6 separate regions of the Homo sapiens genome follow, and all the other regions are linked to region 1. The links are chromatin loops, found by intact Hi-C in ENCODE. Cell type or tissue: gastrocnemius medialis. All regions are shown on one strand.

Evidence for each region. A loop is a pair of places that touch in the nucleus more often than their neighbours do. Peaks named below come from ENCODE experiments on the same cell type or tissue, not always from the same donor. Only the 100,000 strongest peaks of a DNase experiment are listed, where the experiment ranks them.
Region 2: it touches region 1 in a loop (10-fold over the local background); 83 of 110 quality-filtered maps call a loop at or near these places.
Region 3: a loop joins it to region 1, with 3 times the contacts of the local background. A loop is called at or near these places in 3 of 110 quality-filtered maps.
Region 4: a loop joins it to region 1, with 13 times the contacts of the local background. A loop is called at or near these places in 8 of 110 quality-filtered maps.
Region 5: it touches region 1 in a loop (8-fold over the local background); 90 of 110 quality-filtered maps call a loop at or near these places.
Region 6: it touches region 1 in a loop (3-fold over the local background); 15 of 110 quality-filtered maps call a loop at or near these places.

Annotation. Positions count from the first base shown.
Region 1 is chr6:15,689,091-15,694,090 of GRCh38, reverse strand. No RefSeq gene overlaps it. Among named protein-coding and RNA genes, the nearest start is that of DTNBP1, 29 kb to the right of the region's middle. In gastrocnemius medialis, a CTCF peak has its summit at 2,647 (motif pointing left); a DNase peak (open chromatin) is centred at 2,610; H3K4me3 peaks cover 2,148 bases; H3K27ac peaks cover 2,488 bases.
Region 2 is chr6:16,204,415-16,209,414 of GRCh38, reverse strand. It overlaps the pseudogene RNU6-1114P. Among named protein-coding and RNA genes, the nearest start is that of GMPR, 32 kb to the left of the region's middle. RefSeq lists enhancers at 3,381-3,590, 3,801-3,890. In gastrocnemius medialis, a CTCF peak has its summit at 2,676 (motif pointing right); a DNase peak (open chromatin) is centred at 2,684.
Region 3 is chr6:15,791,566-15,796,565 of GRCh38, reverse strand. No RefSeq gene overlaps it. Among named protein-coding and RNA genes, the nearest start is that of DTNBP1, 130 kb to the right of the region's middle. In gastrocnemius medialis, no CTCF peak of the experiment used is centred here; DNase peaks (open chromatin) are centred at 5 and 3,075; H3K27ac peaks cover 4,494 bases.
Region 4 is chr6:15,882,864-15,887,863 of GRCh38, reverse strand. No RefSeq gene overlaps it. Among named protein-coding and RNA genes, the nearest start is that of LINC02543, 110 kb to the left of the region's middle. In gastrocnemius medialis, no CTCF peak of the experiment used is centred here; a DNase peak (open chromatin) is centred at 2,043; H3K27ac peaks cover 695 bases.
Region 5 is chr6:16,181,194-16,186,193 of GRCh38, reverse strand. No RefSeq gene overlaps it. Among named protein-coding and RNA genes, the nearest start is that of MIR4639, 42 kb to the right of the region's middle. In gastrocnemius medialis, CTCF peaks have their summits at 1,890 (motif pointing right) and 2,897 (motif pointing right); no DNase peak of the experiment used is centred here; H3K4me3 peaks cover 560 bases; H3K27ac peaks cover 350 bases.
Region 6 is chr6:16,167,144-16,172,143 of GRCh38, reverse strand. It overlaps the pseudogene MRPL42P2. Among named protein-coding and RNA genes, the nearest start is that of MIR4639, 28 kb to the right of the region's middle. In gastrocnemius medialis, a CTCF peak has its summit at 3,027 (motif pointing right); no DNase peak of the experiment used is centred here.

The DNA.
Region 1 (5,000 bases):
AGCTGGCTGTAGGGGAGACCGGAGTTTTATTATTACTCAAATCAGTCTCTGAGAATTAAGGGATCAGAGTTTTTTTTTTTTTTTTTTTTTTTTTTTTTTTTGAGACAGAATCTCGATCTGTGGCCCAGGCTGGAGTGCAGTGGCGCAATCTCGGCTCACTGCAAGCTCCGCCTCCCGGGTTCACGACATTCTCCTGCCTTAGCCTCCTGAGTAGCTGGGACTACAGGCGCCCGCCACCACGCCCGGCTAATTTTTTGTGTTTTTAGTAGAAACGGGGTTTCACCGTGTTAGCCAGGCTGGACTCGGTCTCCTGACCTTGTGATCCGCCCACCTCGGCCTCCCAAAGTGCTGGGATTACAGGCGTGAGCCACGGCGCCCAGCCAGGGATCAGAGTTTTTAAGGATAATTTGGTGGCTAGGGGACCGTGAGTCAGGAGTGCTGATTGTTGGGTTGGAGATGAAATCACAGTGAGTCGAAGCTGTCCTCTTGTGCTGTCTGGCAGTCCCTGGGTGGGGGCCACAAGACCAGATGAGCCAGTGTATCCATCTGGGTGGTGCCAGCTGATATATCCAGCACAGAGTCTGCAAAATAGCTCAAGCACTGATCTTAAATTTTACAATGATGATTTATCCCCAGGAGTAATTCAAGGAGGTTCAGAATCTTCAGAATCTTTTCTTTTCCTTTTTTTTTTTTTTTTTTTTTTTTGAGATGGAGCCTTTCCCTGTCGCCCAGGCTGGAGTGCAGTGGCGCAATCTTGGCTCACTGCAACCTCGGCCTCCTGGGTTTAAGCAATTCTCTGCCTCAGCCTCCCAAGTAGCTGGAATTACAGGCGCGTGCCACCAAGCCTGGCTAATTTTTTTGTATTTTTAGTAGAGACGGGGTTTCACCATCTTGCCCAGGCTGGTCTTGCACTCTTGACCTCGTGATCCACCCACCTCGGCCTCCCAAAGTGCTGGAATTACAGGCGTGAGCCACCGTGCCTGGCCAGTTCAGAATCTTATAGCCTCCAGCTGCATGACTCCTGAACCATAATTTCTAATCTTGTAGCCACAAGATTAGAGGACTAATAGAGGCTAATCTATTAGTCCTCTAAAGGCAGTCTGGTCCCAAGCAGGAAGGGGGTTTGTTTTGGGAAAGGGCTGTTGTCACCTTTGTTTCAAAGTTAAACTATAAACTAAGTTCCTCGCAAAGTTAGTTCAGCCTACACCCAGGAATGAACAAGGACAGCTTGGAGGTTAGAAGCAAGATGGAGTTGGTTACGTCAGATCTCTTTCATTGTCATAATTTTCTCAGTTATAATTTTTGCAAAGGCGGGTTGAGTCCCCCACAACGTGGGGTGGAAATTACAAGGATCCTAGAGTTAGGAAACCTGGGTCCTAATTCCCACTCCATCAGCTCTTGGTTATGTGACCTTGGACACGTCACTTGAACCTTGTGAGTTTCAGTTTTCTCATCTTCAAAACAGAGATCACAAGAGACTTCCTCAAAAAGGCTAAATCCTCATCTGTTAAAAGAGAAACTCAGTAGATTGTTTATAATCTAGACTCAATAAAACAAGAAATAGTACCATGGGTACATCACTTAGAGATCTGGAGGTGACCCCCAAGAAATCCTGAAAATAGAAACTGTTAAAAGTTCCTAAAGGTCGCCTTTAGCTGGAGAACCAGGGGTGGCGTGTGGGAAGGAATAGACTGGGAACGTTCCTTCTCATGACAAGCTCTTTCGTGGTATTTCATGTTTTTAACATCAACTTTGCTTTGAAAAGTTTAAAATCGGGCCGGGCTCGGTGGCTCACGCCTGTAATCTCAACACTTTGGGAGGCCGAGGAGGGCAGATCACGACGTCAGGAAATCGAGACCATCCTGGCTAATGCGGTGAAACCCCATCTCTACTAAAAATACACAAAATTGGCCAGGCGTGGTGGCGGGCGCCTGTAGTCCCAGCTACTGGGGAAGCTGAGGCAACAGAATCGCTTGAACCCGGGAGGCAGAAGTTGCAGTGATCGGAGATCGCGCCAGTGCACTCCAGCCTGGCAACAGAGCAAGACTCCGTCTCAAAAAGAAAAGAAAAGAAAAGTTTAAAATCGTTAAAACAGATTTCTGAAACCCGAGATTGAGTTTTAAAATAAAAATGAAACTGGGAGAAATAGAATACCTCCCTCTCAAGGTTCTGGATGAACTGAGAACATGATGTGTGAGAATGCTAAGACTCCAAAGATGATATCCTGCCTGTGTTTTTAGAGGGAGGGAAAGGAGAATGTCGTCCTGCTGTCCCTGAAGAAACTGACAGGAGAAAGTTCCTCAGGAGTTTTGATGGGTCACTCAACCCTGACGGGGCAGCGTCTGTTTATTCCACGCTTAGTAGCCTACGACGCTGCCGAAGAACTTTATAAATATTTTTTATGCCAATGATGAATTCCAGTTACAGAATTTAAATACAAAGAGGAAAGCTCCTCCTGGGATTCTGATGCAGGGCAGCGTCTCCAGGAAGGGTGCCCCTTCCTCAGTTGCCTCTCAGATACGGTAGACTCTCCCTACCCTCTCCAGTGAGGAGCTCAGCGCCAGGAGCGTCGGAGCTGGCAAGATTGACACGAGCTGCAGCGCCGTCTGGAGGCACGCAGGGAAAATGAAATGAGGTGATGGTTCTGCAGCCTCAGGACCGGACCTCAGGCTGCGGTCTGCCCTCTAGTGGCTGTAGACGTTAGTTACACTTCGAAAATGCTCAAATGGGCCAGTGAAAACTTTTGAGTTAACTGAAAAAGAAACTAGGGAGACAGAGAAATGAGAAATCGTTCAGATGGCACATTGTTGAGACGTCAGCGGAAGATTGGGTTTCTGCTTCTTTGGATTCTCTTCTCTAAGCCAGTGGTTCCCTAGAAATTGGAAAAATAAGGCTAATACACAAAGTAAAAATGCATTTAAGTTCGAGGATTGCCTTTCCTTCTGAGATTTTTGTTCTGCTGAATTTGGGGGGCTTTGTGAAAGTGACGGCAAGTCTCAATTTTCTTTCCATGTCTCATGTCCTCTCCCAAATATTTTGGGAACGTTTACTCATTTGTTACACGCCTACTTCTAGACTCGATAAAACAAGAAATAGTACCATTTATAGTACCAAGAAATAGTATCACTGTTCCCTCCCATCGAGACAGTCTTTCCAATTCAGAAGCAAAGAATTACTTTCAGGTGGAATAGATGTCCAGGATCATTCAGATCCAGGAAAGACAAGGTGTTTCCTCTCCTAGATTTGAGACCTAGGCAGGACCAGTGATCTGTCCACTGTATAATACAGCACTTTGCAGTTGGCAGAAATTCAGTAGGAAATGCTGAAAAGAACAAAGGTCATGGGTGACAGATGGGGCCTAGAGCCCAGATATTCTGTCCTTTTCACCACACCAGGATCCTGAGATTTCTGGAAAGACATGTGCAATCTGCTTAATTGAAAAACTGCCAGGTTTTCCTAACAGGAAGTTGTTGGACTGGGGACAGGTACAGCAGGAATCCAGCAGGGAGAATTGGTGTTTGTCATGCTGAAGGTGAGCCTTGGAAAGTCTCATTAGATATTATCAGAGTGCAATGGGGGATGTGTGGGCAGGTGTTATCTCCTTTGACGGTTTTTCCTACGGGCTGGGATATTAATAAGACTGGGGGATTGGGAGGAGTTACTGGGTGGGGGATACAGAGGAAGGCTTTGTGCTCTGCAGAAAGAAAATTGAGAAATAAAGGTCTATGAGAAATGGGAATGTTCTACACCATGGAACGAGCAAGGGAACAGAGCCTTAAAACTAACTGTGAGGTCAAGTGCCATGTGGCTCCCAGAATAACCAGGGGCTCTGACTGCAGGGAAGCACCGAATACTTCACACTGTTAACAACTTAAAAATGCCAAGCCATGTGCCAAAATGCCCTCCAAACCGTTCTGTAAATTTAGATTTTCATAAATTCTGTATTACAGTTCCAGAAAAACTTCTCAATAATATATTTAATGATGTTTGGTGAGGACATAGAGAAACTGAAACCCTCGTGCATTGTTAGTGGGAATATGAAATGATGCAACCTCTGTGGAAATCACTTTGGCAGTTCCTTAAAAAGTTAAATATAGAATTACCATATGACCCAGCAACTCCACTCCTAGGTATATTCCCAAAAGAACTGAAAAAGAGGTATTCAAACAAAAGCTTGTACACCAGTGCTCACAGCAGCACTATTTACAGTAGCCAAAGATGGAAACAACCCATATGTCCATCAACTGGTAAGTGCTTAAAGAAACTGTGGTATATTCATACAGTGGAATATTACTGAGCCATAAACAAGAATGAAGTACTGATTTGGGCCATGAGGTGGATGAAACTTGAAAACATGCTTAGTAAAAGAAGCCAGACACAAAAGGCCACATATTATATGATTTCACTTACATGACCTATCTAGAATAGGTAAGTCTATAGAGACAAAGATTAGTGGTTGCCAAGGACTGGGAGAAAGGGGAAGGGGAGCAGACTGCTTAATGGGTAAGGGGTTCCCTTTTGGGGCAATGAAGATGTTTTAGAACTAGATGGAGGTGATGGCTATGCAATACCGTGAATTATATACTCTTTATGTTGTTGTTGTTTTGAGGCAGGGTCTCACTCTGTCGTCCAGGATGGAGTGCCATGGTGCAACCTTGGCTCACTGCAGCCTTGACCTTCCAGGTTCAAGCCCCTCTCCTACCTCAGCCTCCCAAGTAACTGGGACTACAGGCCACCACACCCAGCTAATTTGTTTATTTTCTGTAGAGACGGGTTTATATACTCTTAAATTATGAAGTTTATGTTCTGTGAACTTTACCTCAATAAAAAATGTTTAATATTTAAAAATATATTTAATAAATAGTCACTTTAATAACCAGTTACTAAAGAGATAATAAAAAGATACTGCAATCTAAATAATTTTTTTTTTTGAGACGAAGTCTCACTCTGTCACCCAGGCTGGAGTGCAATGGCACAATGTCGGCTTATTGCAATCTCCG
Region 2 (5,000 bases), 520 kb before region 1:
TGGATAGTTTAATACAGAGATTTTTTTTTTTTTTTTTTTTTGAGACAAGGTCTTGCTCTGTGGTCCAGGCTGGAGTGCAGTAGTGCAATCACAGCTCGCTGCAGCCTTGGACTCCTGGGCTTAAGGGATCCTCCCAAGTTAGCCTCTTGAGTACCTGGAACTACAGGTGCATGCCACCATGCCCAGGTAATTTGTTAATTTTTGGGGGGTTGGAGGGAAAGGATCTCACTCCATTGCCCAGGCTGGAGTGCAGTGCACAATTACAGCTCACTGCAACCTCAAACTTCCAGACTGAAACGATCCTCCTGCCTCAGCCTCCCTAGTAGCTGGGACTACAGGCATACTGCCTGGCAATTTTTTGTACTTTTTGTAGAGACAAGGTTTTGCCATGTAGCAGCCCAGGCTGGTCTTGAACTCCTGGGCTCAAGCAATCCTCCCACTTCAGCACCTCCCAAAGTGCTGGGATTACAGGCATGAGCCAGCACGGGTGGCCTGAGAGATGTAATGCAAAACCCTGACTACACACAGTGCTGCCATATCAAAGAAGGAATTCCATGTTTTAGGTGGCGAGTTACTCATTTAAAGTAATGTTTCACATAATAGAATTCTGGTACAGTGAAGCCTAACATTAGACCCAACATACAATAACCTGAGCTTTGAAATGTCTTAGAATAACTATATTTCACATTTGGAAGAATTCTCAGAGATCACTGAAGCCTTCAGTTCTTAGGGATAATTAATTTAATCAAGAGAGGAAACAATTTCAACAACCAAAAGCTACTTCCTATCTTAAAAAGGAAATAGCAAATTATGCTAACACCTGATTGATTGATAAAAACAGATGTGCACATATCTCTATTCCTAATATTAGTATTATTAAGTCCACCTGCACACTAAAGTTCCAGGATCTGTGTGTACCAGTGGCAGTGCCCTGCCCTCCCTGTCGTGGAGATGCTCCCAACTTGTTCTCTTTAGTGCTTCTGTAATCAGTGGAAAGGAGCTAAAATAAATGCTTCTTCATGTCCCCACTCCTCCAGGAGGCGTGCACATCCTCCCCTCTATTCAGGAGAGATACTTGTCCCCAGGGCTGGGCTGGAGCGGTGAGCTGGTGTGTGGACACACATGGAAGCTTGTCCTTTTGAGGATCTTCCTTCCCACTTCTCTCTGAGACCTCCTACCTCTACCTATCCAGGCCCTTTTTCTCATTTGAGTAATTCACCTCTCTAACTCCTCTTTCTCCTTTCCCCAGCCCTGGTATTTCCTAGATTCATGGACAGCAAAAGCATGTTCCATGGGCTGATTCTCATCTTTCTCACCCTTAGTTCGACTAGTTCTTTGACTATTTTTTTTTTTAAACAGTCTCGCTCTGTTGCCCAGGCTGGAGTGCATCCAGTGGCACGATCTCAGCTCACTGCAACCTCCGCCTCCTGGGTTCAAGCGATTCTCGTGCCTCAGCCTCCCAACAGGGGTGCGTCACCACGTCCAGCTATTTTTGTGTGTGTTTTTAGTAGAGATGGGGTTTGACATATTGGCCAGGCTAATCTTGAACTCCTGGCCCAAGCAACCCACCAGCCTCAGCCTCTCAAAGTGCTGGGATTGAGCCACTGCGCCCGTCCTGAATCTTGGTTTTTATTTAGTAGTGGGCTAAGGGAGGGTACCCTGGGGTTAATGAAGGAAATACACACAAATCCCCAAAAGATATTATTTCAAAATATAACTCTCCTAAAAGAGTTTTTATAAGTTAGATAATTTTATTATTTATTTATTTATTTATGTGAGATGAAGTCTCGCTCTGTTGCCAGGCTGGAGTGCAGTGGTGCAATCTTGGCTCACTGCAACCTCCGCCTCCCGGGTTCAAGCGATTCTCCTGCCTCAGCCTCCCGAGTAGCTGGGACTACAGGTGCACGCCACCACACCTGGCTAATTTTTGTATTTTTAGTAGAGATGGGGTTTCACTAAGTTGGCCAGGCTGGTCTCAAAGTCCTGACCTCAGGTGATCCACCCACGTTGGCCTCCCAAAGTGCTGGGATTAGAGGCATGAGCCACCGCGCCTGGCCAAATTAGATCATTTTAGAGCTGAAAAAGCTTAGAAATTATTAGTCCAATTCTTTCATTTGTTAACGGGAAAACGGAGGTCAGAGATGTTGAAGGACTTGCCCGAAGTCACCTAGTTAGTGGCAGAGGCTGTGTCACGGAGTCCATATCTCCAAGCTTTCAGGCCAGCATTATTTCCTGAGCATTGCACTGTCTCTTATGTCAGGACTCAATTATTACATTAAAAGTTCCCAATCAACTGTAATTTATACGGGCTTTTAGAATACTTATAAAAACTGTATAGTCTTAGTACGTATGTCAAAAGAACTTGAATATTCTAAATTAAGCCCCACATTTTTCAAGGAATTCGGAAGGGAATATTTCTTGCTCATTCCAGATAGTTGGTTACTTGCCACCAAATTGAAGAAGTGGCTTAGCAGAGATGGTTGCTCTCAGTGAAAGTGGATCCGTACTCATTATTTCTTCCTGGCCTTAGATGTCAGCAGCCTATTTTAATTCACTTAAACCTTCATGTGTCACATCCTGTCTGGACCTCAGGGTTTCTGGAAGAAACAGAAAATAGGATTCAAATAGCCAGGCTTCCGGTCTGGAATAAGGATGCTGTGGTGTAGTGTGCTGTGTTTACCACTAGAGGGCACCTTTTCCCTTGCTTTGGAATCGAGTTTTTCAGAAACTGGAGTTTGCAATCCTCTGTATCTGTCCCTGTGTCCACACGTTAGTAAATTTTTGGTGGCTCAAATGAAATGCTCTTCCCGTACAACAATGGCACTCTGCAATCCTTAACAGATGTGATTGCTGATGGGGATAGTTACAATTCATTCTAGTCAATTAAGAGGAAATTGATGAGGGTGATACTGCCCAGGGGTGAGCAGAAAGAAGTCTAAATGTTTGGATTGGAAAAGGACTAAGAAGAGCTAATACCCTATGCTTTGGTTGTCTGCTTTAGAAGGAAAGCGTTCAGAATAATAATATGATTTAACAAGACAAATAGGGCAGACATATAGGATAAGCCTCATCCTACACAGGTGTGTAGCTAGCAGCCACCTGGTACATTCAAATTCTACTGAGGAAGAAAGGCAGACAAATACTGGGTTTAAAATATCTATCTGGCCAGATTCAGTAACTCAGACCTGTAATTCCAACACTTTGGGACACCAAGGTGGGTGGACCACTTGAGCCCAGGAGTTCAAGACCAGCCTCGATAACATGGCGAGACTTCATCTCTACAAAAAGTACAAAAATTAGCCAGGTGTAGTGGCACACACTTGTAGTTTCCACTCTTTGGGAGGCCAAAGCAGGAGGATTGCTGGAGGGTGGGAGGTGGAGGCTGCAGTGAGATGTGTCACATCACTGCACTCCTGAGGCACTGGGCGGGGCTCAGCAGCTTGTTACAATGTTTATTTTAATTAGATTCTAGCAATTGCAGCCTGTGCAGTGTAGATGTCCTAGGGCTGCCATTGTCTGCCATTCAGGGAACTTGGAATTAGAGCTCTTTGCAGAGATCTTGTGGGCATTAGGGAGAGGAGAAGAGGGGATGGAGTTATGTTTGAAAGTATGAGGAGCCAGTGGAAAAGCTAGGTTCTTGACTATGCCTGATTGGCCAATGACATGGCCACAGTTTGGTAACTGGCTGTGCAGATCCAGATTCTGGGTAGCAACAGCCCTGTACATCTGGCAACACTATGGCGTGTCTCTGTGGCAGCTTATTTTGAGCGTCACGGCTATTACCCAGAGTCAGGAGTAATGTCTTTCATTCTGAGACATCTAAACCCCCAACCACAGGCATGTTTTCTTCCAGGGCAGAGGGCAAATGCAATTACATCTGTGACCAATTTGCACAGCTGGGAGCTCAGCCTCCTGACAGAAACATTTATTTGAGATTCAAGTCTCTAGGGAGCTGGGTCACCAGACAGGAAGTAAGGTCCAGCAAGCATGTGTTGTCTACTATGTGAATGCTTGTTAGGCTGGGCCAGGAGAACAAAACAAAACAACACAAAATGTCAACTTAAGCTTTTAGAAGCAAAAAATCAGCCTTTTCTGTCTACAAACCAGGTTTCTCAGGGCATAGAGGAAAATAAGAATATCCAAATAAGACGGTTGCCATTGACCCCAGTACAAACATAGCATGCACATGGGACATGGAACTCGTGGAAGGGGCAGCTGCCTGGGAGTCAAAGTCCTGGTTTCCAGTTGTGGTTCTACCACTGTGAACTGTGGCATCCTGGGCAAGTCACTTTGCTCAGGCTTTTTATTTTGCAGGATTTTTGTGTCATTCTTGCTCAGAGGCCATGGTAGTCTTCTCCGTATCATTCCAATTTTTAGTATATGTGCTGCTGAAACGAGCACTTTTTTCTTTCTTGCTTGCTTGCTTTTTTTTTTTTTTTTTTTTTTTTTTTTTTGAGACTGGGTCTCACTCTGTCACCCAGGCTGGAGTGCAGTGGTGCGATCACAGCTCACTGCAGCTTTGACCTCCCAGGCTCATGCAATCCTTCCATCAGCCTCCCCAGTAGCTGGAACTACAGGCCTTTTCTGGAGCTGGAAGATAAAGAAAACCAACATGAAAGCATTGAATAGACAAATCCAGAGACCAGCCTAATGATTCTATTTAGTATTTACCCACAGGACAATGTCTCTGGATTGTATTTATTTATATTGTCTCCCAATGGCTTTATTGAGACATAATTCACAGATCATACAATTCACCAATTTAGAATGTACAAGTCAGTGGCTTTTCATATATTCATAGAGTTGTGCAGCCATCATCACACCAATTTTAAAACATTTTTATAACCCAAAAAAGAAACCTGCCACACTCCTTATTTATCAGCCATCACTCCTCAGGGCCTTCCCTGATTCCTTCCAGCCTTAGGCAACCAATGATCTACTCTCTGTTTCTACAGATTTGCCTATTCTGGACATTTCTTATAAATGGAATAATACAATAT
Region 3 (5,000 bases), 100 kb before region 1:
TCTCTCATCTGCCCTACTGGTGTGGCCTCCTGACTGGTCTCTCGACTCCCACTGTCCTCTGCTTATGGTTCGGTTTTTTACACAGCAGCCAGAGTTATTGATCTTACAGAAATGAAGTTCAGACCATGTCATTCCCCCGCGGCTTCCCATCATACTTAGAACCCTGGGCTTTCACACATGACCTGGCCCTGACTCTCCATCCTCATTTCCCGCCACTCTGCCCTGTGCTCTCCCTCTCCAGGCACAGTGCAGGCTCCTGCTGGAGGACTCTGAGCTCCCTCTGCCTGGAGCATTCCTGCCCAGACATCGTGTCTCATTCCCTTGCACCCCTCAAGTCTCTGCCCAATTGCCACATCTCAGTGTGTTGAGATTCCTTTCTAAAGAGCTGACACCATCCTTAGTACCCCATGACCTCTGATTCTTTTCACTACTTATTTGTTCCATATTTACTGATTTTTATTTATGTTTCTCTCTATCAATAGTGGGGGTATATTAGTCTTCTGGGGCTCCCATGACAAAATACCATAGGCTGAGTGGCTTCAACAAGAGACATTTATTTTCTCACAGTTCTGGAAACTGGAGGTCCATGATCAAGGTGCTATGAGGGTTGGTTTCCAGTGAGGGTTCTCTTCCTGGTTTGTAGAGAGTTGACTTCTTGCTTTGTCTTCACATGGCCTTTCCTGTCTGCACATGTAGAGAGAGAGAGGAAGGTCTCTGGTGTCTCTTCCTCCTTTTTTTTTTTTTTTTTTTTTTTTGACGGAGTCTCGCTCTGTCACCAGGCTGGAGTGCAATGGCGTGATCTCAGCTCACTGCAACCTCTGCCTCCCAGGTTCAGGCGATTCTCCTCAGCCTCCCAAGTAGCTGGGACTACAGGTGCCTGCAACCACACCCAGCTTTTTTTTTTTTTTTTTTTTTTTTTGTAGAGACGGGGCTTCACCATGTTGGCCAGGATGTTCTCGATCTCTTGACCTCATGATCCGCCCGCCTCAGTCTCCTAAAGTGCTGGGATTACAGGCATGAGCCCCCACGCCAGGCTGTCTCTTCCTCTTTTTATAAAAATACTACTTCATCGAATTAGGACCTCACCCTTATGACCTCCTCCCAAAGGCCTCGATAATGGGAAGTAAGCTCCTTGATGGCAAAGACTGTCTTCTTTGTTTACTCTAATAACTCAATACTTTGTTCTAGTGCTTGGCACATGGTAGGCATGCAGAATTGTTGTTGGGAAAAAAATATCAAAAGCATCAGCTTTGAAATCACATCATTGTGGATTCTAGCCCTAACTCAGCAACTTACTAGCTGTGTGACCTCAAACAACTAAATCTCTCTTAGCCTGAGCCATCGGATAAGGCTTCTAATCTGTTAAATGGGGGTAGCAATAATGTTGTTGTGGAGATTAAATGAGAAGCTGTATGTAAAGGTCTTAGCATGGTTCATGACACAAAGTAAGAACCTAATATGGGATAGCTGCTAATAATATTATCAATATAGACTTATACCCATCTCACATGGGTAAAAGGGTCACCTGGACTTTATAGGAGTTGCCCACCCAATATCCATTATTCATCATCTCCATCTTCCTTATTACCAAAACTCCTATGTTCTTGACTGCAACAATGTTCTTGGTTAACAGCACTACATTTCCCAGCCTCCCTTGCAGGCAGTGATGGCTGTGGCATGTAGCTCCGGCAGATGTTACAAAAACAGCAGTGCGTAGATGTCGGGTTGCCAGATTAGCAAATAAAAATACAAGACCCACAGCTAAATTTGAATTTGAGATGAACAATAAACAACTTTTTATTATAAGTATGTCCCAAATATTGCATGAGACATACTTATAAGAAATTATTTGTGATACATCTGCAATTTCAATTTAACGGGGCATCCTAGATTTTATCTAGGAACACTTCTTGGATGGGACATTTGAGAAATTTCCTTAGAAGATGTATCAAGGTTCTTCACAGAAACAGAACCAATAAGGTGTGTGTTATAATATATAATTATTGCCTTGTGTGTTTGCACTTCACTACTCTGTGAAGTGTTCTTTACGCAGAGGCTGTGCTGGATAGGTCAGCACGATATTTTTCACCTAAATGTTCAAAGCAGTAACCAGACACTGAACTATATCAGTAGTCAACCCACCAGACAAGTCCCACTCATTCTAACTGTACCTCTTTTCTGCTCCTTCCAAATATTCCTACAACCACAGAGCACTGTCAGCTACTGCCATGGGCAGAACTGAGGGCCACCCAGGGCCCAGACATAAAAGAAATCCAAAGCAACTTGTACATAAGCAGTACGCTAGCAAACCAAACTGGTGACTTCCATTTCTGTGACATAGCCACATTGTTTTAGAATTCACAAAAAATGCATAGAAGAAGTAAACACTAGAAGAGTAAAGGCTGTGAATTTGCCCAGCTGTCCAGAGACCCTCCTATAGACAAAGCTAAGCTACTTAAGTGCTTGTTCATGGCTATAATTTGACACTTCTGCTTCTCTGGCCAAGGGACTGAATCAAAACTAAAATTATGCTTTGACCTTGACTCTGAGGTGTACATGGCTATTTCAGTGCCTTGGTCCCTGAGCTCATCTAGATGGTAAGATTTTTGAGAGTGAGGAGCTTGTCCTCACCATCTTTTAATCTCTTGTATTCCCTACTGCTGAGCTTCATTTATAATCAGAGCTCAATAAACATGGATTGGTTCATTGGCACAAGTTACTGAAAAGTCATTGGGCTTCTGTGAGTTTGGCATGTGATTGAATGGAGGTAATAGTTTATTAATATACAGTTAGCTTGTAGGTTATGAAAGGAATGTCTAAAACATACAAAGAACTTTCTAGAAATCTTTTTTCCATTTATAGCACTAGAAGGGAGAAAAAAGTCATAGATAATTTTAAATAATAATAGGAAAAAAGGTGTCTTGCTGTTGCTAGTAGAGCTATTTTGACTGATCCCGATATCAGCCCCTGCCTCATGCCTGGGGAGATGCTCTAGCTACAATAGACTCATGCACAGACACCTGTGAGCTCTGCAGCTGGGAAAACAGCCTTGAAGCCTGACCATGCTGCAGGGCAAACCGTCAGACAGTTTGTATGCTGGGAGTGATAAATTCCTATGAGCTGTGTCACGAGTTATCTACAGAGGCAGTTGTGAATGGCTCTCCTTACAAAGTTGGGTTCCTTCCATCCCAAAGGCTGTGGTCTTCTCTATATAGTGTATCAGTTCCATGGCTCTCTGAGTGTCTGCTACATTCTTCTCTTTCTCTGCAGTCCGACTTTCTCCGCAATCAGACTTTCTCCAGATGGCAAAAAGTATATCTACCACACTTGCCCACTAATAGCCAGTGTTATGGGCTGAACTGTGTCCCCAAATATTCATATGGTGGAAGTCCTAGCCCCCAGTACCTCAGAATGTGACTGCATTTGGAGATAAGGCCTTTAAAGAGCCCACTCAGTTGAAATGAGGCTGTTAGGGTGATCCTAATCCAGTATGACTAGTGTCCTCATAAGAGGAGGAAGAGACACCAGGGATGTATGTGCACAGAGGACAGTCCACATAAGGATACAGGGAGAAGGCAGTAATCTGTACACAAAAGAGAAAGACCTCAGAAGCAAGCAACCCAGCTGACACCTTGATCTTTGACTTAGGGCCTCTGGAACTGTGAGGAAATCAATTTCTGTTGTTTAAGCTTCCCAGTCTTTGGTATTTTCTTACAGCAGCCATTGCAGACTAATACAGTTCCCCACAGCACCCCAACTTTACCTCTTACAGCCTCTGCACCAACAGAGAGTGACTCTCTCAGTTCTAGTTCTTTAGGTACCCCGAGAGAACTGGCCTGACTCAGTCTGGTCCATCTTTGGATGTAGCAGAGGACCCATGACTGCACCCACAGAGCAAGGGTGCTAGCCCTTCACACCGTCCTCCCCTCCATGTGTTCCTGCTGATGCAGTCAGAATTTGATCAGAAAGGCAGAACCACTAGGATAGCCTTACATGCACACATCCACATGAATTTATCATAGGGATTTCATCTTATGCAATTGTAGGCACTAGTTTCTACAAGGCTGTTTCTCCGTGTCCAGTGCTGGAAGTTGAAATTTGCAAGTCAGGTAGCATAGAAGGAAAGATGAATGCAAAGGGGATTCTGTGGACTGAATTTTGTGCACTCTCTGAAATTCATATGTTGAAGCCTAATCCTCCATATGATGGTATTTGAAAGTGGGGCATTTGGGAGATGATTAGGTCATAAGCCTGAAGCCCTCATGGATGGGATTAGTGCCCTTGTAAAAAGAGACACAGAGAGATGATCCTGGAAGGAAAAGCAAGAAAGCAGGCATCTGTAAACCAGGAAGAGGGCCCTCACTGAGAACTTGACCATGCTGGCATCCTGATCTCAGACTTCCAGCCTCCAGAACAGTGAGAAATAAATGTGTGTGGTTTAAGCCACCCACTCCATATTCTGTTACAGTAGCCCAAGCTGATTAAGACAGTGGGGACAGTAAGGACAAGCCAGAACCTGCAGGATGGACTAAACCCATGTCATTCCCTCACTGCCTCCAACCTCCAGGGTGGGGCGTCCTGCAGGATCCAGAGCCAGGCCTCTTTTTTATGGAGCTTAACACCCATCTGGCCCAGGATTTGCAAAAGCTGAGAGAGGATCCAGGAGAAGTGTAGTAGCTGCAGGCCTGCTGCCGTCTCTCACCAGCAACATGAGCCGGCAGACAAATGACAACACATGCACGGCTGCCACAGTGCCGAGCTACCGAATGCACAGACAATATGATGCTGTCCTGTCCTGTGCAAGATGTCTCTTGTGGCCCACCCTAACTGGAATTATGCAGAAAAGGGAATTCTGGGAAGCACAGTTCAGCCTTGCCATGGTGACATGTAACAATGTGGCAGGCCAGGTCTCACTAACACAGGCCTCCATAACAACTGTTTCAGTACTGACTGAGTGGTTAGTTAAATATTAAAAGCTAAGAAAAGCCAGTGCCCTTATA
Region 4 (5,000 bases), 190 kb before region 1:
GCCTTCCTCTACCCAGATAGAACTCCGTGGAGTTTTTCTGTCTGCTGAGACCATCCACGTGGTATTTGGTCTAACGGGCCCCAGCATGCCTGGAGAGATAGAAATACACATGCGCTTTGAATGGGACCTTTACTTCTAATACACAAGAGAATTATGTCTTTCTGCTTGATAAATATGACCATGCTGAGTGCCCCTGACTTTCAATCTTACAAAAACCAAAATAGCAATAAGCTTTCATGCATGTACTTGGGTTTCACAGGTGCCATCTCATTAAGTCCCCAATCACCAGCTCTCTGCTGAGCTTCACTAGTGGGAGTGCGTGCTTGAGCAACCTTCTCCTCATTCAGAGTCAACAGGAAGCAGGCAAAGGTGCAGCTTGCTCTTGGGGGTCTGGAAGTCAAGAGAAATCGGTTGTTTTGAGGACTTAAGAGAACTTTTTCAATTCATAAGCTCCATAAAATGTAGGGGAATCTCTTCTAAAATGTAAACAGCCATATTATAGCTTGGGATATGCTACAAATTAGGTGTGAATGTACACACTGAGGCAGGTGCACCTTGCCCGGGACCCCTCTTTCCCCACCTTCTACCCCCGATATCTCCACAGATTCCCTCCCTCCTTTCACTGAGGTTTCTGTTCAAATATCATCTTATCAAAGAAAGTTCCTCTGAACTCCTCTTCTAACGAAACATCCAGACTTGTCCCCTCCCATCCCCTTACATTGCTTTGTTTTTCCTTTTAGCACTTATCATGAATAACATACTACTTTATTATACTCTTTTTAGTAAATATCCAATACCATGTAAAAAAATAGTAAAGGTTATAATTTTAAAACAATAAAAATGATTTTTTTAAGTGATAGACCAGGGTAAATTAAAGAAAAAAATAAGGAAAATACTTTTTAAAGGCATTGTGCTATTTCTTTAGTTATGGTGTTTGAGATGCTGTGTGATATGGGGGAAGGGGCTTGGCTTTGTGGAGACACAGACTTTGATGCCCGTTCTGGCTCTCTGATGTCCAGGCTTAGTGGCATTGGTTCAATCCCTCGCCCTTTGAACCTCTATGTCCTCATCTGAACACAGAAATAATCATTCGTATCTTTCTAGGATAATGGTAAAGATCAGCAAAAAATCTACAGTGTGCCTAGCATGAGGTCCACCCTTATTAAATTAGAGTTACTATTGTTACCTTAATTTAAATTCCATTAGTGATATGTTTCCTTATTTAATTCAAGTAGCTGATAGCATTTAATTTGTGAAATCAGTGTCACGAATGACATTTCTCGCTTTGGACAGGAACTGAATTACTTATTACCATGGAAGAGTAAGTTTACTCACTTTGCAATTATAATATTAATATAGATTCCTGGTACTTCAGAAACTGTTCAGCCTTATTGATACACAACTGAAAAATTAAAATAAGCAATGGTACCGCCCACCAAAAAATAGAAAGAAAGAAAAAAAGAAAAGAAATGAAAAGTCATAGCATACTACCTCACCAAAGGAGGCAGACAAGGAGGCTTAAGCTATACAACTTGATCTCTGACCTTGGAAAAATGACCCAAAGTACAGTGTGAACTGATGATAAGTTCTTAATAACTGACTTGTTTTCTGAGAGCCTGGCTATTAAAAAAAAATTCCCCTTTCTGACTATTATTATATTCAATTTAAAAATATTATTAAGTGATTGCAACTTATCACACCCTATGCTTGGCCTTGGAATACCACTATGCATGGGTCAGATCCAGACCTGTTTCCCAGGACTCAGATGCCAGTGGGAAATAGAGACAAGTATAGATTCTCTACCACCCAGTGTGGTAAGAGTAATGATGGATAGGAAAGCAGCACATATTACAGTGTTGGCAGCCATCTGTTTCTTCAGTTGCAGTTGGTAGGTGCATAGGTTTATTTTTATGATTCTGCATCATAACGTACGTGTATATTACATACTATTTTGATATACCAAGTGTTGCATAATTTAAAAGGCGAAGTAAGAGGGCTGTGGAGGCAGCCAGTGCATCCCTGTTATAACCTGGTAGATGTCACATCTAAGCCAAAAATAGAATGATGAGTGTGAGCCAGAGTAGGGAAGACAGGCAGTGGAAAGTATTCTCAGGCAGGTGGAGCACGGGAAAGAGGTCTGGAAGGAGGTGAGGGAGAGCAGACTGAGTAGTTTAGCATGGCTGAAATGTGGAGTGCGAGGCAGCAAGAGATGAGGGATGGCAGTAGAGACCTACACAGGACCGCAAACACAAAAGGCCTTGTGAGCCAGTCAAGGAAATGGGACTCTATTTCAAGGACGGTGAGGAGCCATGGAAGCATCTTCTAAAGCTGAGTTACAGGATTGGACTCACACCCTAGCTGCAGAGTGAATAGTGAATCAAAAGGAGCAAGACTGGAAGCAAGAAAATCACTGAAGACACATTTGTTTACTCATACGTTTTGCAAAGATCAGAAAGTTTTAAAATGCACAGCACTGGTAAGAGTGCAGACAGGCAGGGAATATAAATCGACATGCTCTCTTTAGAGGGCAATTTGTCAATATCTATCAAAATGAAAAATTCATATGCCTTTGATCTAACAGTTCCACTACTGTTAGGAATATATCTGGCAAATAAACTTGCACACCTAAGAAATGTGTGGAAAATGTTGTTTCAGCACTGGTAGTATGAAGATTTTTAAAATAAGTTGGATCATTCTAGGTAGAGATAAAAAGAGCACTGAGGGGCCAGGCACCGTGGCTCACGCCTGTAATCCCAGCACTTTGGGGGGCCGAGGTGGGCAGATCACTTGAGGTCAGGAGTTCCAGACCAGCCTGGCCAACATGGTGAAACCCTGTCTCTGCTAAAAATATAAAAATTAGCTGGGCGTGGTGATGCATGCCTGTAATCCCAGCTACTTGGGAGGCGGAGGCTGCAGTGAACTGAGATCGCACCACCACACGCTCCAGCCTGGGTGACATGAGCAAAACTCCATCTCAAAAAAAAAAAAGAGCATTGAGATGTGTTAAGTGATTAAAGCGAGATCACAAATATTGGGTATAGTATTCTGTCATATAAATATCAACAGATATGTTTACTGATACACGTATATCTTTGTTGATGCACAGAAAAATATGTAGAAGAATGTATTCTTGGTTTCCTCTGAAAAGAGAGCACCTGATCTGGAAGAAATGAAAGCTTACTTTTCACTGAATATAGTTTTCTTTTTTCTCTCTTTTTTTTTTTTTTCTTGAGACAGGGTCTCACTCTGTCACCCAGGCTGGAGTGCAGTGATGTGATCTCAGCTCACTGCAGCTGCCACCACCCAGTTTCAAGCTATTCTGCCTCAGCCTCCTGAGTAGCTGGGATCACAGGCACACACCACCATGCCTGGCTAATCTTTTCTGTATTTTTTCTTTTTTTAGTAGATATGGGGTTTCACCATGTTGGCCAATCTGGTCTCAAACTCCTGGCCTGAAGTGATCTGCCCATCTCGGCCTCCTAAAGCACTGAGATTACAGGTTTGAGCCACTGTGCCTGGCTGTTTTCACTGAATATAGTTTTCTATGATGTGATATTTTCATCATTTTTACGCACTTTTTTTTCTTTTTCTGAGACAGGGTCTCTATCCGTCACCAAGGCTAGAGTACAGTGGCGTGATCATGGCTCACTGCAGCCTTGACCTCCTGGGCTTAAATGATCCTCCCACCTCAACCTCACAGGTAGCTGGGACTCACAGGCATGTGCCAGCACACTAGGCTTATTTTTTAAAATTTTTTGTGGAGCCAGGGTCTTGCTATGTTGCCCAGGCTGGTTTCAAATTCCTGGGCTCAGGCAATCCTCCCTCCTTGGCCTCTCAAAGTGCTGGGATTACAGGCATGAGTCACCATGCCCAGAGAGTATGCATTATATATATTATATATATTTTATATATAATATATACACATATGTGTATATATACGTATATACACACACACACACACACACATATATATATACGTATATATATACACACACATATATATATTTTTTTGAGACAGAGTTTTGCTCTTGTTGCCCAGGCTGGAGTGCAATGACGCAATCTCAGCTCACAGCAACCTCTGCCTCCCGAGTTCAAGCGATTCTCCTGCCTCAGCCTCCTGAGTAGCTGGGATTACAGGCATGTGCCACTACACCCGGCTAATTTTGTATTTTTAGTAGAGATGGGGTTTCTCCATGTTGGTCAGGCTCGTCTCGAACTCACGACCTCAGGTGATCTGCCCACCTCGGCCACCCAAAGTGCTAGGATTACAGGCGTGAGCCACCGCACCTGGCCATATTATATTTTAATTAAATGCAATGGGGATTTTTTGTATGTGTGTTTAGAATGAATTTTCCAGTATCTGGCAAAAGATGACATGACCTGTCATTCTTCAGTCCTGGCCTACCTAGGCAAGCCTTTATACCCCCAGAGTTCTGGGAAGAGGGCTCTTCCAGGGTGGTCTGCATGCCTTCCAGTTTTCTACCATGGGAGAGGAAGGGAAAGCAAAAATCTTCTGTTTTAGAAATTTAGGATAATCAGGGATCTAATTATAAACCTTGTGCTGTTTATCAACTCATCCCAAAGACATGTTGGGTCCGTCTCTTATACCTTGTCAGATTGTCTCCTAGACTAAGCCTTGTTCCAAACAGCTGCTGAAGCCCTCTGTCCTGGATGGGCCACGGCAGAGCTGGAAATCAGGCCCTTGGAAGGCAGCCCAGAGAGGGCTTCCTGCATGCCCAAGGCCATCTCTTCCCACTCTCTGCTTCCGCTCAGGCCCACCCGTCCTCTCTGCAGCCTGAGCAGAGACAGCACACCTCCGTTAGGGGTAGATGATGCCCAGACGGTGGAAACCAGGCCTGGAGAAGAGAACTCTTCCCCCACACATGCATCCACACAGAGGTTCATCAGGGAACCTTTCCACTAGACCCTCAGAGACAGGGGCACTACCCCTCAGGATTCCCAGCCGGTGAACTGAGACTCAGTTGTTTTCCTGAAGGTTA
Region 5 (5,000 bases), 490 kb before region 1:
GAATCTAGTCTTTTCAACGATAGAGGAACATGTAGATACAGATTGTGCTTCCCTCTACCCAGTGATGTCACTGCCTCCTACAAGCTCAAGACCAGGCCATTTCACTAATGTAAGGGTAGTGGAGGCCCAAGCAAGCATGATTAAAATTGCACAGGAAAGCTAGGTGCCATTAACAGGCAACTGCAGGAAGGGGCAGGGTGGGGAGAGATCTTTATTCAGTGGTGACTATAACAGGACAAGAGTCAGGAGACAATGTCCCTGGTCAAACGACACCCTGGATGCCCCGAGATCTCTCATTTAACAATGGATGTTTTGGTTTCCGCACATATAAATAGTATTTTTGACTGCATATTTTTAAGGAGTGTCTGTGATAGCATAAGATGAAAAAACCAAATTCTTTAGAAAAGGGTATACCACAAAACCCATGAATCCAGTGCTTTATGAAGTGCTTAACATTCCCTACAAATGGTTGTAATTAGTTATAATAATCTTGACCACACCAATCACCATCATCATAGAAGACTAAACACTCCATTTGAAACTCTAGAGAAATACCAGGTCTTCATATCACAAAATCTAAAATACGTTTAAAGAGTTTTTATTTCTGCTTCTTCCTATCCTAAAATCTAAACAAATAAACAAACAAAAGTCACATTTCTCAGCCATTTCTGATGGAAACCACTTTACTAGATCTAAGCCTCTCAAATTCACATTTTAGTCCTGGGGCCTCACTTTTGCATTGTAATTTAAATAGATTGTGAGTTGCAGTTTTCTTAATGGAAAACATACAGTCTAGATGGCCCTTTTTAGTAGGAGGATGCATCTTGAAATTGGTACCGGGGCAGTAGATTCTTGGGGGCCCAGCTCTCTCCTCCTTTTCCCCTTCTGACTTCCCCTAGGGGTTGCAAAGTTTGGTCAGACAACCCGCTCTTGGTTTAACTCGTGACTTTCAGTGCTCTTCTTGGCTTATCCATGGTTTAGGAGACATCTCTGAGTATGAGTCTTTGCATAGCACTCTTTTGATTATGGTCCCTATCTAGGTGTAGAACCACCAAGTGGAACTCCAGAGACTCTCACCTTAGCACGATTCCAACTCAGTCCGTGCAATCCTCATCCAATGGAGATCCCAGTGACACTGTCTTTTCCCCCGTTATCGTGGGTGTTACTGAAAGAGGCTTTATGGCAAATATATAATATAACACGTCCACAACTCTTCCATTGCTTTTTTCTTGCCATTCTCATTTCAATTAATTTAAAAGAGATGCCTCAAGCCCACTCATCTGTTGCTTTGGGCTTTTGTTTCTAAAGCACACCAATTCTTTCCATGGAGAACTCTCATTGCTTTCATCCAAGGAGGTCTAAAAGGCCTCCCTTAAATGAAAGAAGGTTGCTGAACCCTGATCTAAATACCCTGGGCCCCAAGGCAGTTAATTATTGGCAGAATGTCTCAGTAAACTTTATTGTCGTTGAGTTTCAAATAAGTAAGTTGGGTGTGGGGCAATTTTCTTGAGCAGAAAGCTGAAATGATCCGAGATCTCTGGAGCCAACTATGCTCCTGGCATTGCTATAAAAGGAGAGAGCTTCTAGCCACAGAAGACTATTCGATACCCTACCACAGTCCCAGACACAAAAGTGGGCAAACCTGGTAAACATGCACACTTTCCCATTGCATGCAGTGAAAGCCACCTGTAGCAAGTTCATTTTGAAATCATTCAATTGGGAAGAAGGCTAGTTCTTGACATCTACTTGTTAATTTTGCTCACAAGCCTCAAATGACACTGGCTGTAGAGCAGTCATTTCATGACTTCACACACAGGGCCCTCCCCTTCCTCATTCTCGGCAGTGGCCCATGGGCACACCATTGTACTCACAGTGGCCTGTTACCTCTCAAGAGGCTGGACCACGAGGTGGCACTGTAATGATTTAGCCCTGTGAGGATCGTTTATTAAGTAGCTGTGGATTTGTGAGATTCCCTACAGACTAGATAACAGTTGGCTGCATTGGCCATGGGCTCTAAAACCCAAGGCAGAAAGAGATCAATTCCAAAACCAGAAAGTCCATTTGATTGTGGGAGGGCTCTTGGTATCCAATGGCTCATAACTAACCTTTTTTCTCCAAGTGTCATGGAATAGAAGGCCACAGAAATCCAGTGTAGACCCAAGGTGGTTTCAGAGTCACTAGCAACCCTAGTCAAAACGGACAACTTTGCAGACACAAAACAGACTGAGATTCTTACTCAGAGGCAAAGTCTAAATATAATTCTCTAAAATAACACATGGAAGAAAAAGAGATCTTTTGTTCATTTTTTTCCTTTTTATTTTTCTCTCAGTCTCCGATGGAAAGTTTTTGATATGTTTTCTAAGTTTTTTTTTCCATAGGGAATGAAATCATGGGAGACATTAACTTTGCATCTTCTGACTCACTCTGGTCTTACCTAAATATATCAAGAATGAGCCAGGATTCTAGGTTCAAGATAAAAAGAATGGTGCGCCAAAATTCTACAGGCATTGAAAGGTTGGATCGCGGCATATTCACTTCTGTTTGTCTCCCAAACCTTTCTCCCCTAGAAAGCAAGATGGCGGCATTGATGGCTGCCTCTCTGGAGCAGGTGTTGAATGTGCATCTTCGAAATCTAGTTGCTGGTACAGGAAGTGGCAGTTTTAGCTCAAGGAAGGGATATTCTTGAAACAACCTGTTTTCCCAGCTGTTCTTTCCCATTCCTTGACTTACTCTATGTTTGGGAGTTTAAAAAGTGCCTCTTTTATGAAGATCATTTACTTCTCCCAAGGATCCAGTATTATGTAAGTTTGGTGTGGTAATGGAAAAATCATAAAATGCCTGAGAATTTACAGCGCCACTTTAGTAACATTTTTTCTTGTTTTTGCAGTACAGTTTAATGACCTCTAGGTGGTGGTAAAGGTTTCAATCAGTTTTCATGAATGGCATGAACAGCTAGTCCTCAAATTGCTCTGTAGGATTTTAAAGAGTTAATTAACAAGACGAACAAGGTTGACTAATTTTCTTGTGGCTTCAGTATTACCTTTTGTTCCTGATGCTCAGTATATGGCTTGTATATAACAAGGAGCTCTAAAAGCCAAGCATGAGATTGAAAGCATGGCTTAGGAAATGCTTATTTTAGTTTAGATCGCTCTTGAAGTTTAGCTGGGTGCCTGTAATCCCAGCACTTTGGGAAGCCGAAGCGTGGGGATCACTTGAAGTCAGGAGTTAGAGACCAGCCTGGCCAACATGGTGAAACCCCGTCTCTACTAAAAAATGCAAAAATTAGCCTGGTGTGGTGGCGCATGCCTGTAATCCCAGCTACTAGGTAGGCTGAGGCAGGAGAATTGTTTGAGCCCCAGGAGGCAGAGGTTGCACTGAGCCGAGATGGCGCCATTGCACTCTAGCCTAGGGGACAAGAGCAAGACTTCGTCTCAAAAAAAAGAAAAAAAAAAAGAAGAAAAAGCTTAAGGGCAGCACACTTCAAAGGAGATTCAAACATCTCTGGAGTTTTAATTTGTTTACGGTGAACAAAAAATAATTTCCTGTTTTAATGGAAAAGTATTTGGTCATGAACTCCCATTAACCAGGCATCAGTTTGATGACTAAAGGAAACAAACATATGGATTAGATTTCCTACAGAACAGTTTTTTTTTTTTTTTTTTTTTTTTTTTTAATTTAAGAGGAAAAACATGCCTGGGAAGAATCTCTTGGGCTCAAAAAATAAGTTTTGCAAAAAGACGGGTGACAGTAGTGGTTCACAATCACTTGTGTTCCAATTTGTTCATAAGCTTTGACTTAGAAAAGGAGTGGACATAAGAAATCTTGTCTTTTTGGAGGTCAGCCTCTTCTACAACGTCAATTCCCAGATCCAAGCCCTAGAGACATTGTGAAGATCTACAGATTATTTTTCACATTCACCTCCCTTCTTCGGTGGGTTGAGTAACAAGACTCTGAATAACACTTCAGTAAGTCCCAGACTATCTGCTGCAGGGGGCCTGCCCCAGGAATGCCCCACATTTTGACTGACAGGTTTAGCCTGCTATTTTGTTTGGTTGACTTACTTAGGCCACAGCAGTATGTACAGTAATGTGCCACAAAACAGTGACTCAGTGAATGATGGACCATGTTTGTAGCAGTAGTCCCATTGTTAGTGAACAGATTCGTTCTGCCTGCATGCTAGGAGCCAATGTGGCCATGGTGAGAGGTGAAGCCAGCTGGACTTCCTGGGTCCAGTGGAAACTTGGAGAACTTTTCTGTCTTGCAAGAGGATTGTAAAACGCACCAATCAACACCCTGTACCTAGGATTGTAAAAAGAACCAATCAGCACTCTGTAACTAGCAAGGGCATTGTAAAATGCACCAATCAGTGCTGTGTAAAAAGCACCAATCAACGCTCTGTAAAACGCACCAATCAGCAAGAGTCTAAAAGTAGCCAATCGCGGGGAGGATTAAAAAAGGGCACTCTGATAGGACATAAGTGGAACATGGGAGGGGACAAATAAGGTAATTAAAGCTGGCCACCCCCCAGCCAACAGGGATAACTTGCTCAGCTCCCTTTCTGCAGCTGCGGTAGCTTTGTTTTTTCACTCTTCACAATAAATCTTGCTCCTGCTCACTCTTTGGGTCTCTGCCACCTTTTCATAGAGCTGTAACACTTACTGTGAAGGTCCGCGGCTTTTTGAAGTTAGAGAAAGCACGAACCCGCCGGCAGTTACACAACCGGTTTTTGCTAAAGAAAAAAGATGTTATTCATGAGACTGCTGTGCGGAGATGGAAAAACAAAATTAAACTCTACTAACCTAAAATGGGCTTGAGAGTGCTTATGGGGAGAGTAAGTAGTCTGAAATGTGGGGAAAGGTGATGCAATCAGGATTTCTACCCAAGCGAAGTCAGGGTGCATGGTTTATCATAGAAACTGAAAGGTGACAGCATGCTCGCAGTCCTGAGCCCTCGCTTGCTCTTGGCGCCTCCTCGGCCTGGGCGCCCACTTTGGCCGCGCT
Region 6 (5,000 bases), 480 kb before region 1:
CATTCATTATTCTGACTTTACTATATAACATGTTAGTGAACACCCCGGATTGCATTTTCTCAAATGGCAAATGAAGAACATTTCTCTTTGATTCCCCCGAGTACCTCAGTCATCTGCCTTTTAGAAGATCTAGTTTCTTGCAACATCTTTAATACTGTCCATGAGAATACCAACAGCGTGTAATACTAAAGAACATTTTGCTAAGTTGTTCTATCATGGGTCTTTGCTCAAGGTGTTCACCTTTTTCTTCCAATCTGGTTTTCAGCACTTGATCTTGTATTTCTTCATTATTGTGCCCAGGATGTGGTTGAAGGATGGGTTTTGTGTATTCATAGGGAATGTCCACAGGAGAGTGGTAGCAGGCTCACTTCCTGCCATTGGAAGTCACAGCAAGCTCTGTTTTGCAATTATAGTCATCAGGTAGAGAAGAATACATAGATTTATAACACACACAGTATAAAGCTCCATTTTGCATTGGAAATAAATGTTTCAAGACAATTTGCTTTACTGTCCTCTATTTTACTGCTGCTACAGCCATGGGGTATGGAGATGCTTATCAGGTAGTATAAACATCTTCGAAAAAGATGTTTTGAAGAGAGAATGCTTTGAAAATCTGCCTCTAGGCACACCAGTTTTCATCACTTGGCAGCTCCTTACCTCAAGTCCCCCCACTTGTTGCCCCCAATATTAACATCTTGCATTTGTGCGGTGCATTTGTTACAATTAATGAACCAATATTGTTACTATTCACTAAAGCCCATAATGGATTCATACTTTCTCCGTTTTTACCCAACGTATTTTTTCTGTTCCAGTAACCCATCTAGGATCTTACACTACATTTAGTTGTCATTTGTTCTTAGGTGCCCCTTGGCTATGACAGTGTCTCTGACTTTCCTTGTTTTTGATGACCTTGATGGTTTTGAGGAGTCCTGGTCAGGAATTTTGTGGAACTTCCCTTAATTAGAATTCAACGGATGTTTCTCTCACGATTAGGCTAGGGTTATGGGTTTTTGGGAAGAAGCCCTTTAACTCTTTCATCTTAGTGTCTGAACATCAGATGTTTCTTCCTTTGAATCTCTTCAAAGCCAAATGGCTTTGGGCAGCACAAAATACTCTGGGCACGTGTTGCTCTGTCTCCCTGCACATTTATTTGCCTTCTAGCACCTTTTGCTGTTTACTCTGCTAAAGAATAGAAACATATTTAAAAACTGGGAATGTACTTGGCAATAGCATCTGAAAGGTGTATATGAAACTCAAGTCTAATTATAGTTGTTATACAGGGAGATTTAAAAAATTAAACATCAGTAGTTGATTATTTTAGTCACACACATGTATGGTACATAAATTCTCTTTCCCTATCAAATAGGAGATCTAGATTTCTTTTTCTGAGATAATTTGTAGCCTTTTCCATTTATAATTCTAGTTGCTACAAGAATCAGCATCATCTTTAACAAGAGGGATTCATTATTAGAAAATTTAATAACATAATCCTTCATATTAAGACAAAGAGAAAAAGGTCATATAATCATCTTCACAGAGGTAGATAACGCACCTGATAAACTTAACACTTAAAAATATACATTGATGACTATTTTGTTTTTTAAATACGTATGATTATATATAATTACATATATCATTATATATGGTTATATATGGTACAACATTTACTGAAATATATAAATAATGTATACTTTATATTCATATGTGATTTTTAATATGTTATACATGTGATTATATGTCTGTGTGTGTGTATACTTTAGCTCAAAAGCTGGCATCTTATTTAACGTGATTACACTGGAGACTTTCCATTAAAGTGAGGAACAAGACAAAGGATAGCCATGATCTCCACTGCTATTTAATACTGGGCTGGAGGTCCTAGTCTATGCAATTAGATAAGAACAAGCAATTAGAAGAATAAAAATTGGAAAGAAAGAGGTATAACTGTCTCTGTCAAATCAATGTCAATATGTAGATGAGGGGTGTCCAATCTTTTGGTTTCCCTGGGTCACACTGGAAGAAGAAGAATTATCTTGGGCCATACATAAAATACACTAACACTAACAATAGCTGATGAGCTAAGAGGAAAAAAATTGCAAAAAAACTCATACTGTTTTAAAAAAGTTTACAAATTTGTGTTGGGCTGCATTCAAAGCTGTCCAGGGCCCTGTGTGGCCTGCAGGCTGCAGGTTGGCTTTAAGCTTGGTGTAGACCTTATCTGAATCCTGATTCAAACACAAAAATTGAAAAAAAATTATTTTTACAATGAAAAAATTTGAACATTGACTGGATTTTGGCTAATAGCAGACACTAGTGAATTATCGCTACATTTAAGTATGATAATGGCATTGCAGTTATTTTTTTTAACGTTCTTCTCTTTAAGAGATACATGACGAAATGTGTATAGATAAATAACATATGGGAGAATGTAGAATCTATATTATCTATAACTACCCCACAGATAAAACAAGATTGTCCATGAGTGGACAATTGTTGAAGCTGGGTGATGGGTCCATGGAGCTCATTATACTATTCTTCCTACTCTTGTATGTGTCTGAAATTTTCCACAATAAAAATTTAGAACAAGGTTAAAACAAATAAGGCAAAATAGTATCATGCATGTAATCTCAATGGTGGGTATATAGTCATTGTATTATTTTCTATTCTTTTTTATCTTTGAATTGCTCATAATTAAAATCAAAACAATTTACAAATATACAAATTATTTTGATTTTAATTATGAGCAATTCAAAGATAAAAAAGAATAGAAAGAATAGCTGTGCAGATACTTAAATTGAGGGAGGATTTTTTTTTAACTCTATAAAATCTTATTTCTTAAAAAAAAAAAAAAGAAAGAAAAAAAAAGGCCTAAAGTAAGTAAGTGTATTAGTTCGGCTTCACACTACTATAAGTGCCCCAGACTGGATAATTTATAAAGAAAAGAGGTTTAATTGACTCACAGCTGCAAATGGCTGGGGAGACATCAGGAAACTTATACAATAATGGCAGAAGGGAAAGCAAAACCATCCTTCTTCACAAGGTGGCAGGAGAGAGAAGCACAGAGCAAAGGGGGAACAGACCCTTATAAAACCATCAGATATTGTTGAGAACTCACTATCACAAGAGAACAGCATGGGAGAACCGCCCCCATGATCCAATCACCTCCCAAGAGTTCCCTCTTCCAGCACCTGGGGATTACAGTTCGGATTACAACTCAAGATGAGATTTGGGTGGGAACACACAGCCAGACCATATCAATAAGCAAAATGTTCAAGTCTGTTTACTCCTGGTAGTGGGCACATAGAGTCTGTTTATTATTCTGTCTTTTGTTTGCTTAAATTGTTCCTTAATTTAAATAGCATCCTTTATTTTTTAAAAATGCCTGTGTGTAATGCTGAGGTCATATCTGCCTTCTATGGAAGCTGCTTGCAGCGGGGCACAGAGGTCACCAAGAAATTTTGCACCTGGAGATTTTGTATCAGCAAGAAGTGGGTAGAAAAGTAGAGGGTCGCTGGAAGGAAGGTAACACTCCCAAATCCCAGTCCACTACACACTTTCCCACACTCTGAGGGGCTCTCCAGAAAAACTAAAAAATCAGGAGGAAGATACCTCCAGGGTTAGATCTTTCTTCTACTTCCTCAGTGGTGCCTAAGGCATCACCCTCCACCCATGGCCCCATTGTGGTCAGCACCTCCCGACCTTGATCTAGAAACTGCACGCTCAGAGTTACCCTCTCTCTGGGGTCAGGCAATTCCAGCACTGCACTTTCAGCGTTGGCTGAAAGTCTTGAACAGTTTACTTAGACCTTCTCCATTTGTTTGGCTAACCCCAGAGAACACCTCAAAGTAAGATCTGGTAAACTGTGCAGTGTTTAAACATTTTTTCTTCAAGTGGTAAGACCAAGTACACATCCCATTTCGACAAGAAGAATTTGAGATAAGCCTCTGTGATTGCTGAGGGCTATCGAGGAGAGTAATTTACCCTGAGGGCTGCCAAAACAAGTCCAGTCACTAGGGAAAGATTCTGCATGGAGACTAGAGTGTGGACCCCATAGCCATGAAAACTATGGCCTTTTTTTCTGAATTTGAGGCAGTTTTAGAAAAGCAAAAACCAAAAACTTCAGCAGATACTTTTCTCCCAAGTGGCTTTGTTCCCTCGCCTCTGGAGAGCCATAAACCATGAAATTTATTTGGGAAGGGGGTGCAGCATTAACAAAGACATAGTGTCAGTTGCTTTCTATTAATTACTCTTCAATATTAGTATACTTTTGAAATATGCTTCAGAAAATGATGACTAAATGGCTGAATTTCTAAAAGGAAAAAAATTGTTTTAGGATCAGATCAAGCACATTTATTAAGCATTCACTCATTCATTCATTCATCTACTAACTATTTATAAAGCACCTACTATGTTCCTGATATTGTTGCCAGGTTCTCAAGTTACCCAGAAGACACAGTGGCCACTTACAAGGAGAGGCATTGGGTAAGGATGTGCTAAGTTTTGTCTCCATCAAATTAAATTGAAAATCAGTTATTATCTAAACATTTACATAATTACAGGCAGTCATTATCCAGGTTGTTTTCCAAAGGCCAAATTTGACTCAGTGTGTCTTTGATTACTGAGACAAGGCACCAGTCGCATGAAACATCTCTTCAGAACAAAGCATTCCAAAGAAATTATTACACAGGAGGTTTAGCTCAAGAAAAAAGGAACAGAGAAATAGCTTGGGGTACAAAGCTCTTTATCTTGCTTTCTAAAGTGCAGTGGTTTAACGTTTAAAAGGTTACTTTCTGGAACATTTTTCCCTTGAAAGTTTCTTTCACACATTTGCAGACAGAAATTACAATAGAGCCATGAACAGCTTCCACTCTCTGGAGGGGATTTTCTTGCTTTTACTTATGTATTAGATAAAAATAGCATTTTACTTGTCTTCAAGCCTAAAGACAGGATTACATTTAAATCAGGTTCTTTCATTTTAAAATGTGAATTGTTAACTAGGGAGT